Linked DNA regions of Homo sapiens: region 1 is linked to region 2. A link is an interaction called in ENCODE POLR2A ChIA-PET data of the cell type or tissue named here. Cell type or tissue: PC-9. All regions are shown on one strand. Each heading gives the region's core, and the rest is flanking DNA. Links, peaks and the distances in the headings are about the cores only.

Region 1 (5,967 bases), core at 565-5,564, 1.2 Mb after region 2:
CAGTAGATGGGTTTCCAGTGAAACTGGTGACCGTGAGAGGTTGACTCTCTAAATGGCAGGGGTGGCTTTGTGTCTGTGTGACCATGCATCCCATCAGGAAATGATATTTTAGTGCATGCCCCCATTGTGTGCAAATTTATTGATAAATTATGGGCAAGGGCGGCAATGTAGCCTAGTGGTTAAGGGAACAGCCTCTGGACACAGCTCCCTTTGGAACCAGTGGGCACTTAACCTTCCTGGCTGTTCACTGTGTTCTCAAGTGCAGCCCACAGCCCCCGTGTGGCCCCGTGTGGTATGCCTCCCCGCCTTTCCCCCACCCCCCAGGGCTGTGAGTACATGTGATTAATAAGCTGCTGTCAAGCTATTAAAAACAAAAAACAAAAAAAAAAACAGAAACAAAAACAGCCGGGCGCAGTGGCTCACACCTGTAATCCCAGCACTTTGGGAGGCCGAGGCTGGCAGATCACTTGAGGCCAGGAGTTCGAGAGCAGTCTGGCTAACATGGCAAAACTCTGTCTCTACTAAAAATACAAAAATTAGCTGGGCATGGTGGTGCTCACCTGTAATCCCAGCTACTCGGAGGCTGAGGTGGGAGGATCACTTGAACCCAGGAGGCAGAGGTTACAGTGAGCTGAGATTGCCCCACTGCACTCCAGCCTGGGTGACAGAGCTAGACTCTGTCTCCAAAAACAAACAAACAAAAACCCACAAAAACAACAAAAAAAACAGCCTTTGGAGCTAGAGTGCCTGGCTTTGAATCCCAGCTCTGCAGTTTACTAACTCTGGCCTTGGACAAGTTACTTAGCATCTCTGTGCCTGTTTCATCTTCTGTAAAGTGAGATCGATTCATAGAGTAGTAATTAGAGTTAATATTTTTTGGAAAGTTACTTAGTGCCTGGCACTGATAAGCCCTATGTATTCAAATGCCAGCTGTTATTACTAATAAACTATGGGCATTACAAGGCTTGTATAAAGAATAAAGAGATTAATAAACAAGTTCTAGTATTTCCTCCCACGGGGATGTTTTTGCACCGCCTGCTTGAGTGGCGAGCACTAAAGGAGAAAGGGTTGTACTGACCACACAGTCAGGGATGGTGGGCTCCAGTCTGGGCCTTAGGGGTGGGGCGTCGGGTTGGGAGAGGTCTTGCCGACCTCCACCTCCTGGCATCACTCCAGCTCCAGGTAGCCCAGCGGAAGCTGCAGGAACAAGAAGGCGAGTTCCGGACCCGCGAGCGACGCCTGCTGGGCTCCCTGGAGGAGGCGCGTGGCACTGAAAAGCAGCAGCTGGACCACGCCCGCGGCCTGGAGCTGAAGCTGGAGGCGGCGCGGGCCGAGGCTGCAGAGCTGGGCCTGCGGCTGAGCGCAGCCGAGGGCCGGGCACAAGGCCTGGAGGCCGAGCTGGCCCGCGTGGAGGTGCAGCGGCGCGCGGCGGAGGCCCAGCTGGGTGGCCTGCGCTCGGCTCTGCGCCGGGGCCTCGGCCTCGGTCGCGCGCCCAGCCCAGCCCCGCGGCCAGTGCCCGGTTCCCCTGCCCGGGACGCACCCGCAGAAGGTAAGGGCAGTGCCGCGCGCAGGGAAGGGGGGAGGTGGGCGGGCCGCACTGAGGCCCCGCCCCCACATGGCAGGGTGTTTTTGTTTTTGTTTTTGTTTTTTTTCAAGGAGCCCACCACACCTCTCCACTGAGGTCCACTTCTTAGCCCCGTCCCCTCACCGAGACCCCTCCCTTCACTGATCTGTGCTTCTCAAGGGCGCTTCTTTTTTCTTTAGACCAGGCCTCATCTGTTTCCCGGGCTCAAGTGGTCCTCCCTCCTCAGCCTCCTGAGTAGCTGGGACTACAGGTGTGCCACCACGCCCAGCTAATTTTTGTAGTTTTTGTGGAGACGGGGTCTCACTATGTTGCCCAGGCTGGTCTTAAACTCCTGGCCTCAAGCGATCCTCCTGTCTCAGCCTCTCAGGGTTGGGATTAGAGGCATGAGCCACGGCACCCGGTCTAGGCCACTTATTTTTTTGGGGAAGTGGGGTGATTCTTTTTTTTCAACTTTTGAGACAGGATCTCACTCTGTCACCTCAGTTGAAGTGCAGTAGTGTGATCTTGGCTCCCTCTGCCTTGGCAGCCTGTGCCTCCTGGGCTCAAGTGATTCTCCCACCTCAACCTCCTTTGTAGCTGAGACTACAGGTGTGCACTACAATGTCTGCTTAATTTTTGTGTTTTTAGTAGAGATGGGGTTTTGCCATATTGCCCAGGCTAGTCTTGAACTCCTGGACTCAAGCGATCCTCCCACTGGGATTACAGGCGTGAGCCACCGTGCCTTTCCTGGACCGGGGGCTGGAGGGCTCTTAATGCCTTTGACTCCTTATCTGATTTTCTGAGCTTCCATCCTGCCATATACTCCCACATACTTTCAGTCATCTCTAGGTTACTTAGGATACCAAATACAGCTAAGTGGAAATCTTACACTTGTTACACTGTATTGTTTTTAATTATTCTTTTTGTTTTTTTTTGAGATGGCGTCTTGCTCTGTTGCCCAAGCTGGAGTGCAGTAGCACGATCTCGGCTCACTGCAACCTCTGCCTCCTGGGTTCAAGTGATTCTCCTGCCTCAGCCCCCTGAGTAGCTGGGAGACTACAGGCGTGTGCCACCACGCCTGGCTAATTTTTGTATTTTTAGTAGAGACGGGGTTTCAAGGCTGGGCGCGGTGGCTCATGCCTGTAATCCCAGCACTTTGGGAGGCAGAGGTGGGCGGATCACGAGGTCAGGAGATCGAGACCACAGTGAAACCCCGTCTCTACTAAAAATACAAAAAAAATTAGCTGGGCACAGTGGCAGGCACCTGTAGTCCCAGCTACTCGGGAGGCTGAGGCAGGAGAATGGCGTGAACCCGGAAGATGGAGCTTGCAGTGAGCTGAGATCCCGCCACTGCACTCCAGCCTGGGCGACAGAGCTAGACTCCGTCTCAAAAAAAAAAAAAAAAAAAAAAAAAAACAGGATTTCAGCATGTTGGTCAGGCTAGTCTTGAACTCCTGACCTTACGTGATCTGCCCACCTCAGCCTCCCAAAGTGCTGGGATTAAAGGCATGAGACACTGTGCCCGGCACACCTGGCTAATTTTTGTGTATGTGTGTGTGTGTATATAAATATACATATATATATATGTATATTTTTTTTTTTTAGGAGAGATGGGGTTTCACCATGTTGGACAGGCTGGTCTCAAACTCCTGACCTCCAGTCGGGATGATCTGGGAACAGATGATGGTGATGGCTGCACAACAGTGTGAATGTAATTCATGCCGCTCAGTTGTACACTTAAAAATGATGAAAATGGCCAGACACGTTGGCTCATGTTTGTAATCCCAGCACTCTGCGAGGCCGGAGCGGGTGGATCACTCGAGGCCAGGAGTTCAAGACCAGCCTAGCCAACATGGTGAAACCCTGTCTCTACTAAAAATACAAAAAATTAGTCAAGTGTGGTGGCAGACGCCTGTAATCCCAGCTACTCGGGAGGCTGAGGCAGGAGAATCTCTTGAAACCAGGAGGCAGAGGTTGTGGTGAGCCGAGATCGCACCATTGCACTCTAGACTGGGCAACAAGAGCGAAACTCCGTCTCAGAAAAAAAAAAAAAAAAAAAATTGGGCAAAGCCAAGGTAGGGGCTAGGGCAGTTCATGCGGGGGCAGCAGGTGCCTCACTGAGGAGGTGATGGGTAAGGGGAGAACGTGAGCGAGCAGCTGGGAGGGGGACTCGGGGCGAGTAGGGAGGTCCTGAGTGGAGGTGCGCCTGTCCTGTGGACAGCAGGGGCCAGCAGTCCCAGAGCATCAAGCAGGGGGGTGAGATTTGGGGACGAAGGGCTTGCTCCAATAGACATTATAGGCCTCTACGGGGACTTTTACCCTGAGACGATGGGACCTTCTAGAGCTGGAGGCCCCCAGGGGCAGGCCTGCTTCTTTGGGAACCTCTGAGCGAGGCCTTTTGGGTGGTGACCAAGTTCATGGCTGCGGAGCAGTTTTGGTGTCCCTCTGCGGCCAAGGCAGGATGCTCATGGCAGGACCCGTGTCCTGCAGTTCCAGTGCCAGCCTCCAGGTAGTGCCCTGGTTCCACCCGCCCTGCCCCCTCCACCTCCCCGGGCCATCACTCCAAGCAGGAGTGCTGCCAGGGAGTCGGGCTGCCTGGATTCCCATCTCAGCCCTGAAACTTCCCAGCATTGAGAACAACCAAATCACTTTGTTTTTGTTTTTTTTTGAGCCCAAGTCTCGCTCTATTGCCTATGCTGGAGTGCAATGGCGCGATCTCGACTCACTGCAACCTCCGCCTGCTGGGTTCAAGCGATTCTCCTGCCTCAGCCTCCTGAGTAGCTGGGACTACAGGCGTGCACCACTGCACCCAGCTAATTTTTTGTATTTTTAGTAGAGATGGGGGTTTCACCATGTTGGCCAGGCTGGTCTTGAACTCCTGACCTCAGGTGATCTGCCCGCCTCGGCCTCCCACCAGAGTGCTGGGATTACAGGTCTGAGCCACCGTGCCGGGCCCACTTTTTTCTTTTTCTTTTCTTTTCTTTTTTCTTTATTTTTTTTTTTTTTTGAGACAGAGTCTCTCTCTGTTGCCCAGGCTGGAGTGCAGCACAGTCTCAGCTCACTACAACCTCTGTCTCCAGGGTTCAAGTGCTTTTCCTGCCTCAGCCTCCAGACCTCAGCCTCCCAGGTAGCTGGGACTATAAGCGTGGGCCACCATGCTCAGCTAATTTTTCTCTTTTCTTTTCTTTTCTTTTCCTTTCTTTTCCTTCCTTCCTTACTTTCTTTTCTTTTCTTTCCTCTTCTTTCTTCTTTTTTTTGACCGAGTCTCACTCTGTTGCCCAGGCTGGAGTGTAATGGTGCAGTCTTAGCTCACTGCAACCTCTGCCTCCCAGGTCCCAGTTCAAGCAATTCTCCTGCCTCAGCCTCCTGAGTAGCTGGGATTACAGGCGCCCGCCACCACACCTAATTTTTGTATTTTTAGTAGAGACGGGTTTTCACCATGTTGGCCAGGCCGGTCTCGAACTGCTGACCTCGTGATCTGCCCACCTCGGCATCCCAAAGTGCTGGGATTACAGGTGTGAGCCACTGCTCCCAGTCTTTTCTTTCTTCTTTTTTTGAGACGGAGTCTCGCTGTGTTACCCAGGCTGGAGTGCAGCGGTTCGATTAGGAACACTGCGAGCTCCGCTTCCCGGGTTTAAGCAATTCTCCAACCTCAGCTTCTCGAATAGCTGGGATTACAGGTGCATGCCACCACGCCCAGCTAATTTTTGTATTTTTAGTAGAGATGGGGTTTCACTAGTTGGCAGGCTGGTCTCGAACTCCTGACCTCAGGTGATCCACCTGCCTTGGCCTCCCAGAGTGCTGGGATTACAGGCATGAGACACCGCACCTGGCCAATTTTTGTATTTTCAGTAGAGACGGGGTTTTACCATGTTGGCCAGGCTTGCCTTGAACTCCTGACCTCAAGTGATCCGCCTGCCTCGGACCCCACAGTGCTGGGATTACAGGTGTGAGCCACCACACCCAGTCAACAGAACAAGCAAATCACTTAACTGCTTTGTGCCAGCCTTGCCTGGGAAGAGGGTAAATTGTTCCTTACCTGTCAGGAAGTTGTTGTGAAGATGAAGTGCCTAGCACAGTGGGCACTCAGTATGGAGAGACTTGAGGTGATGCAGCAACCACCCTTGCACTGGGCCCTGGGAACAGTGGTGGATGGAAGAGACGAGGCCCAGCCCTCATGGTGCTCCTGGTCGGGGTGGGGGTGGCAGACATCAGACCCCGCTGAGGGTGGGATGAGCTCACTGTAATCCAGCCTGTGGCCAGAGAGGCCTCTGAGGGAGAGGGATGGCCCTAAAGGATGGGCCAGGCAAAGAGAGGCCATGGGGAGAAGGGGAGCAGCATGTACAGAGGCCCTGGAGCTGGGACAAAGAATGTTCTAGAACATGGGAGATGCAGGGTGGCCA
Region 2 (5,967 bases), core at 617-5,616:
TGTGGGGAGGTGGGGCACAGTGCATGGGCATAGGTGGCCCAGGTTTGCATCTCCCCAGCTTAGAAACCCTAGGGGAAAGAGAGAGCACACCCCCTCCAGGGAAGCCAGACAGTCCCTAGAAGGCCTCTAATCACCCCAGCTAGGGTCACATGCTCATTCAGGGCCAGTCACTGTGGCTGGGGTGCTAGGATTGATAACCACTGGGGCCAGGGAGGCAGAACCATATAAAAAAGGAGGGGTTGTTACAACTGGAGGAAGGGAGAAGAGGATGCTGGACAGATCCACACCACAGTGCCTTTTCCAGGTGCTGGGCAAGAGAATGTAGAAATCAGCTTTGGGGGCCTGGTGCAGTGCCTCACACCTGTAATCCCAGCACTTTGGGAAGCTGAGATGGGTGGATTACTTGAGCTCACGAGTTCGAGACCAGCCTGGGCAACATGGTGAAACCCTGTCTTAAAAATAAATAAATAAAAATAAAAAATAAATCAGCTTTGGGATAAAGAAGGCAGTGATGGTCTAACCAGGATGGTAGAATCAAAGGCACTCATGTAGGAGGCAATGCTTGACTGGGCCTTGCAGGATGAGTAGGAGTTTGCCAGATATTCATAGAGGGGAGAAGTCCAGAAAGGGGAAAAGAGCTACAAAAATCCACGGTAACACGAGCAAGCCTGAAGAATCAGAGGAAGTGGAAGCTTCTTTTTCTTTTTTTTTTTTGAGATGGGATTTCACTCGCGTTACCCAGGCTGGAGTGCAATGGCGTGATCTCAGCTCACTGCAACCTCCACCTCCCGAGTTCAAGCGATTCCCCTGCCTCAGCCTCCCGAGTAATTGGGATTACAGGCATGCACCACCACGCCCAGCTAATGTTTTGTATTTTTAGTAAAGATGTGGTTTCTCCATGTTGGTCAGGCTGGTCTCAAACTCCTGACCTCAGGTGATCTGCCCACCTCAGCTTCCCAGAGTGCTGGGATTACAGGCGTGAGCCACCGTGCCCAGCGTTTTTTTATTTTTGAGACAGTCTCACTCTGTCTCCCAAGTTAGAGTGCAGTGGCATGATCTTGGCTTACTGCAACCTCCAGCTCCCTGGTTCAAGCAATTCTCCCTGCCTCAGCCTCCTGAGTAGCTGGGATTACAGGTGCGTGCCACCACGCCCGGCTAATTTTTGTATTTTTAGTAGAGATGTTGTTTCTCCATGTTGGCCAGGCTGGTCTTGAACTCCTGACCTCAGGTGATCCACCTGCCTCGGCCTCCCAAAGTGCTGGGATTACAGGCATGAGCCACTGCACCCAGCCTAGATCAACTCTTTTGAATGTTACTTTTTCACTTAGAAATTGTCTCTTTTAAATTGTTTTTATTAAATTTTTATTTATTTATTTTTTGAGATGGCGTCTCACTCTGTCACCCAGGCTGGAGTGCACCAGTGCGATCTCAGCTCACTGCAACCTCCACCTCCTGGGTTCATGCGGTTCTCCTGCCTCAGCCTACCAAGCAGCTGGGACTACAGGCATGTGCCACCACACCTGACTAATTTTTGTATTTAGTAGAGATGAGATTTCACCACGTTGGCCAGGCTGGTCTTGAACTCCTGACCTCAAGTGATCCACCTGCCTCAGCCTCCCAAAGTGCTGGGATTACAGGTGTGAGCCACTGCACCCGGCCAGAAGTGGAAGTTTGTAGATGTGACTGGAGTGTAGAGGGCTGGGGTTATGGTTAATGATTAGGTCAGAGAGAAGGAAAGGACTATGGTGCCAGGCTAGAGAGTCTGGACTTCAGGCTGCAGAGAGGGGTCAGGCTGAGATGGGCGAGCTGATTAGAAGCTGGTGCAGTTGTCCCAGGAAGAAGGGCCCAGGAGTCATCACATGTGGCTTGGTGATCAGAAGGGTCCTATGCTAGTTTTGAAGTTCTGCTATTGCTGTCTTTAAATTCTTGATTTTTGTTTGTTTGTTTGTTTTTAATAGAGACAGAGACTGGAGTCAGGCTGGAGTGCAGTAGTGTGATCATAGCTCACTGTAGCCTTGAACGAACTTTTGGGCTCAAGCAGTTCTCTCACCTTAGCATCCTGAGTAGCTGGAAGTACAGGTGCGCACCACCACGCCCAGCTAATTTTTTTATTTTTAAAATTTTTGTAGAGTTGACTTCTCTACAAAAATTTGCCCAGGCTGGTCTTGAACTCCTAGGCTCAAGCGATCCTCTCACCTTGGCCTCCCAAAGTGCTGAGATCACATGCATGAGCCACTGCGCACGGCCTGAAATTCTTAAATTTTTTTTTTGTAGAGACTGAGTCTCACTTTGTTACCCAAGCTGGAGTACAGTGGCGCTATCTCGGCTCACTGCAACCTCTGCCTGTCAGGTTCAAGCAATTCTCTTGCCTCAGCCTCCTGAGTAGCTGGAATGACAGGCTTACACCACCATGCCCGGGTAATTTTTTGTATTTTTAGTAGAGATGGGGTTTCGCCATGTTGGCCAGCCTGGTGTTGAACTCCTGATCTCAAGTGATCTGCCCGCCTTGGCCTCCCAAAGTGCTGGGTGGCGTGAGCCACCACACCCAGTCAAAATTCTTAATTTTTGAACAAGGGGCCCCACATTTTTATTTTGTCCTAGATCGTACAAATTATGTAGTCAGTCCTGCTGAGGAGGCTCAGAAATCCTCTCCCACCCCTTCTACAGCTGGCTCCTTGTCACTGAAGCTTCTGTCTTCTCCGGTGATGGTGACAAGGTGGCAACTTTTATGCGGGGACCTAAGTGGAGAGCCCCAGAGCAGATCTCTTACTCAGCCGATGAGTATTTCGACACACCTGTTCACTCCCATTTATTTAAACAGATACTGGAACCCAGAGGCTATTTTCACTGAGGTTATCAAAGGAGCTGGGTAGAGAAGTTGATAAATTGCTGAGTAATTACATTGTCTTTGTTGGTTATAGGTCAAAGTCCTGCTGATAATGCATTTTGAAAGCCCAGTGAGGAAGTTTAAGTGCTGTTATCCCCAACATCATCCTCACGAGTTCCAGCAGTGACTGGCACCTTCCTGAGCCTGGCCAGGAAGCGAATAAACCCCCCCGGTAGTCCTTGATGACTTGGCCGAGGTGGTGTAGTAAGTCGGCATTTGGACTCCAGCAGTTATGTGTCAGAAGATGAGGCTTCTTGGCCAGGCATGGTGGCTCATGCTGGTGATCCCAGCACTTTGGGAGGCTGAGGCAGGCGGTCAAGAGATGGAGACCATCCTGGCCAACAAGGTGAAACCCCATCTCTACTAAAAATACAAAAATTACCTGGGTGTGGTGGCGTGTGTCTGTAGTCCCAGCTACTCGGGAGGGTGAGTCAGGGGAATTTCTTGAATCCGGGAGGCAGAGGTTGCAGTGAGCCGAGATTGCACCACTGCACTCCAGCCTGGAGACAGAGTGAGACTCTGTCTCAAAAAAAATTAGCTGGGTATGGTGGCGCACACCTGTAGTCCCAGCTACTTGGGAGGTTGAGGCAGGAGAATCACTTGAACCTGGAGGCAGAGGTTGCAGTGAGCAGAGATTGTGCCACTGCACTCTAATCCTCCAGCCTGGGCAACAGAGCAAGACTCTGTCTCAAAAAAAAAAAAAAAAAAATAATGAGGCTCTTGAACTGCAGCAGCCTGGAAGGAGTTGAGTGCTGTTAACTAAGAAGAAAAATGGGTTTCCCTGCACTGCCCACACCCACATCTCACCATTTCTACTTGCTTTGGGGTCCATATTATTTATGACTATTGTTGGAAGGATAACAATACTTTTATATGTAGGTAGTATTGTTTTTTTTTTTTTTTTTTGAGACGGAGTCTCGCTCTGTCGCCCAGGCTGGAGTGCAGTGGTGCAATCTCGGCTCACTGCAAGCTGCACCTCCCGGGTTCACGCCATTCTCCTGCCTCAGCCTCCCGAGTAGCTGGGACCACAGGCGCCTGCCACCACGCCTGGCTAATTTTTTGTATTTTTAGTAGAGATGGGGTTTCACTGTGTTAGCCAGGATGGTCTTGATCTCCTGACCTCGTGATCCGCCCACCTCAGCCTCCCAAAGAGCTGGAATTACAGGTGTGAGCCACCGCACCTGGCCTGTAGGTAGTATTTTTTAATTTATAAAATGCTTTCATTGACATCACCTTGTTTAATCCTAGTGACAGTCTTGTGAGATGGGATTTATTGTCCCCATTTCACATGGGGAAACTGGTGGGGTGTGGTGGCTCACACCTGTGATCCCAGCACTTTGGGAGGCTGAGGCAGGAGGATCACTTGAGCCCAGGAGTTCGAAGCCAGCCTGCGCAGTAAGACCTCATCTTACCATAAATGTTTAAAAATTAGCCAGGCATGGTGGTACCTGTCTGTAGTTCCAGCTACTCTGGAGGCTGAGGCAGGAGGATTGCTTGAGCCTGACAGGTGGAGGCTGCAGTGAGCCATGATAATGCCACTGCACTCTAGCCTGGGTGACAGAGTGAGACTCTATCTTAAAAAAAAAAAAAAAAAGGATGGGAAACAGGCAAACAGTCTCAGAAAAGTGGTTCCAGCCATGCTTGTGTGGGCTGGGTTCAGTGAGGTTTCAGCCACCGCACAGCTGCCTTGCAGAGGTTGTGAGACTTGGTGGTAGATAAGGTGTTTCTTCCAATTGGTTCTAATTTAGGAGGGGTCTCATGTGGCCCTCTGGCATGTGTTCTTACAGTGCCAAACAGGTGGCACAGATGGTGCAGTTGTATAGCCCATGGTCTACTTGAGAGACTCAAGTGGCCTTGTAGGGAGGAGACACACAGGGGTGCCTCACCCAGCTGGCCATGGAGGAAGGCAGATTGCAGACCCTGGTCCCTACTGCATAAGGAGGGCCACCTGTGACCCCAAAGTAGTCCCTATAGGGACTCTTTTTTTTTTTTTTTTGAGACGGAGTCTTGCCCTGTCTCCCAGGCTGGAGTGCAGTGGCGCGATCTCAGCAACCTCCTCCCGGGTTCAAACAATTCTGTCTCAGCCTCATGAGTAGCTGGGATTACAGGCACCCACCACCACGCCCGGCTAATTTTTATATTTTTAGTAGAGACGGGGTTTCACCATGTTGGCCAGGCTGGTCGCAAACTCCTGACCTCATGATCCGCCCGCCTCAGCCTCCCAAAGTGCTGGGCTTACAGGCGTGAGCCACTGCGCCTGGCCCCCTATAAGGACTCTTTTGTGGGATCAGTGCAGCTTCCAAAGGGTGCCCAGAACCAAGTCTCTGCGCGCAAATTGTCCCCCCTGTTATTCTCTAGCATGTGCCCAGGTGAGGTTTCTGGGGCAGAACAGTGACGTTGGTAGAATTTGGGCCCCGAGTCCCTGTGTTCCTCATTCTGAAATCCTTTGGTGATTTGAAAAATAGAAAATATTAATGTTTGTGCTGGTGTTGAAGCTGTGTGGGCTGTGGAGTCACAGAAAGGCCCCTGGAGCCAGATCCTGGAGACCCAGTCTGGTCCCAGCTCCAGAACCAGCTGTGTGACCTGGGGCAGAGCCCACTCCTCCCTGGACCTTGGTATCCCACCTGTGAAATGAAGGGACTGGACTAGATTCAGGCACTCATCAGCAGATACCCATGGCCTGTGCTGGGATGGGGACTTGGCCTTAAACAGGGTTCCTGTCTCGTAGAACTTACGTTCTTTTTTTTTTTTTTTTTTTTTTTTGAGATGGAGTCTCGCTCTGTCACCCGGGCTGGAGTGTAGTGGCACGATCTCGGCTCACTGCAAGCTCTGCCTCCCGGGTTCACGCCATTCTCCTGCCTCCTGCCTCAGCCTCCCACATAGCTGGGAGTACAGGCGCCCGCCACCACGCCCGGCTAGTTTTTTGTATTTTTAGTAGAGATGGGGTTTCACCGTGTTAGCCAGGATGGTCTCTATCTCCTGACCCTGTGATCCGCCCGCCTCAGCCTCCCAAAGTGCTGGGATTATAGGCGTGAACCACCGCGCCCGCCCAGAATTTATGTTCTAAAGGGGTTATTGAA

What was found. ChIA-PET counts read pairs that join two places held together with the same protein. Peaks named below come from ENCODE experiments on the same cell type or tissue, not always from the same donor. Only the 100,000 strongest peaks of a DNase experiment are listed, where the experiment ranks them.
Region 1: POLR2A ChIA-PET joins it to region 2 with 10 read pairs; 2 of 35 experiments call an interaction of 5 or more read pairs at or near these places.

What each region holds. Positions count from the first base shown.
Region 1 is chr1:16,959,582-16,965,548 of GRCh38, forward strand. It overlaps CROCC (ciliary rootlet coiled-coil, rootletin), which reads left to right. Exons shown (of 37, transcript NM_014675.5): 27 at 1,177-1,549. Among named protein-coding and RNA genes, the nearest start is that of MFAP2, 18 kb to the right of the region's middle. RefSeq lists a silencer at 1,429-1,618. In PC-9, for the core only: CTCF peaks have their summits at 1,184 (motif pointing left) and 4,073; a DNase peak (open chromatin) is centred at 1,270; H3K4me3 peaks cover 1,095 bases.
Region 2 is chr1:15,777,944-15,783,910 of GRCh38, forward strand. The region is part of intron 8 of FBLIM1 (filamin binding LIM protein 1); the gene reads left to right. Among named protein-coding and RNA genes, the nearest start is that of FBLIM1, 22 kb to the left of the region's middle. In PC-9, for the core only: no CTCF peak of the experiment used is centred there; a DNase peak (open chromatin) is centred at 2,898; H3K4me3 peaks cover 385 bases; H3K27ac peaks cover 3,231 bases.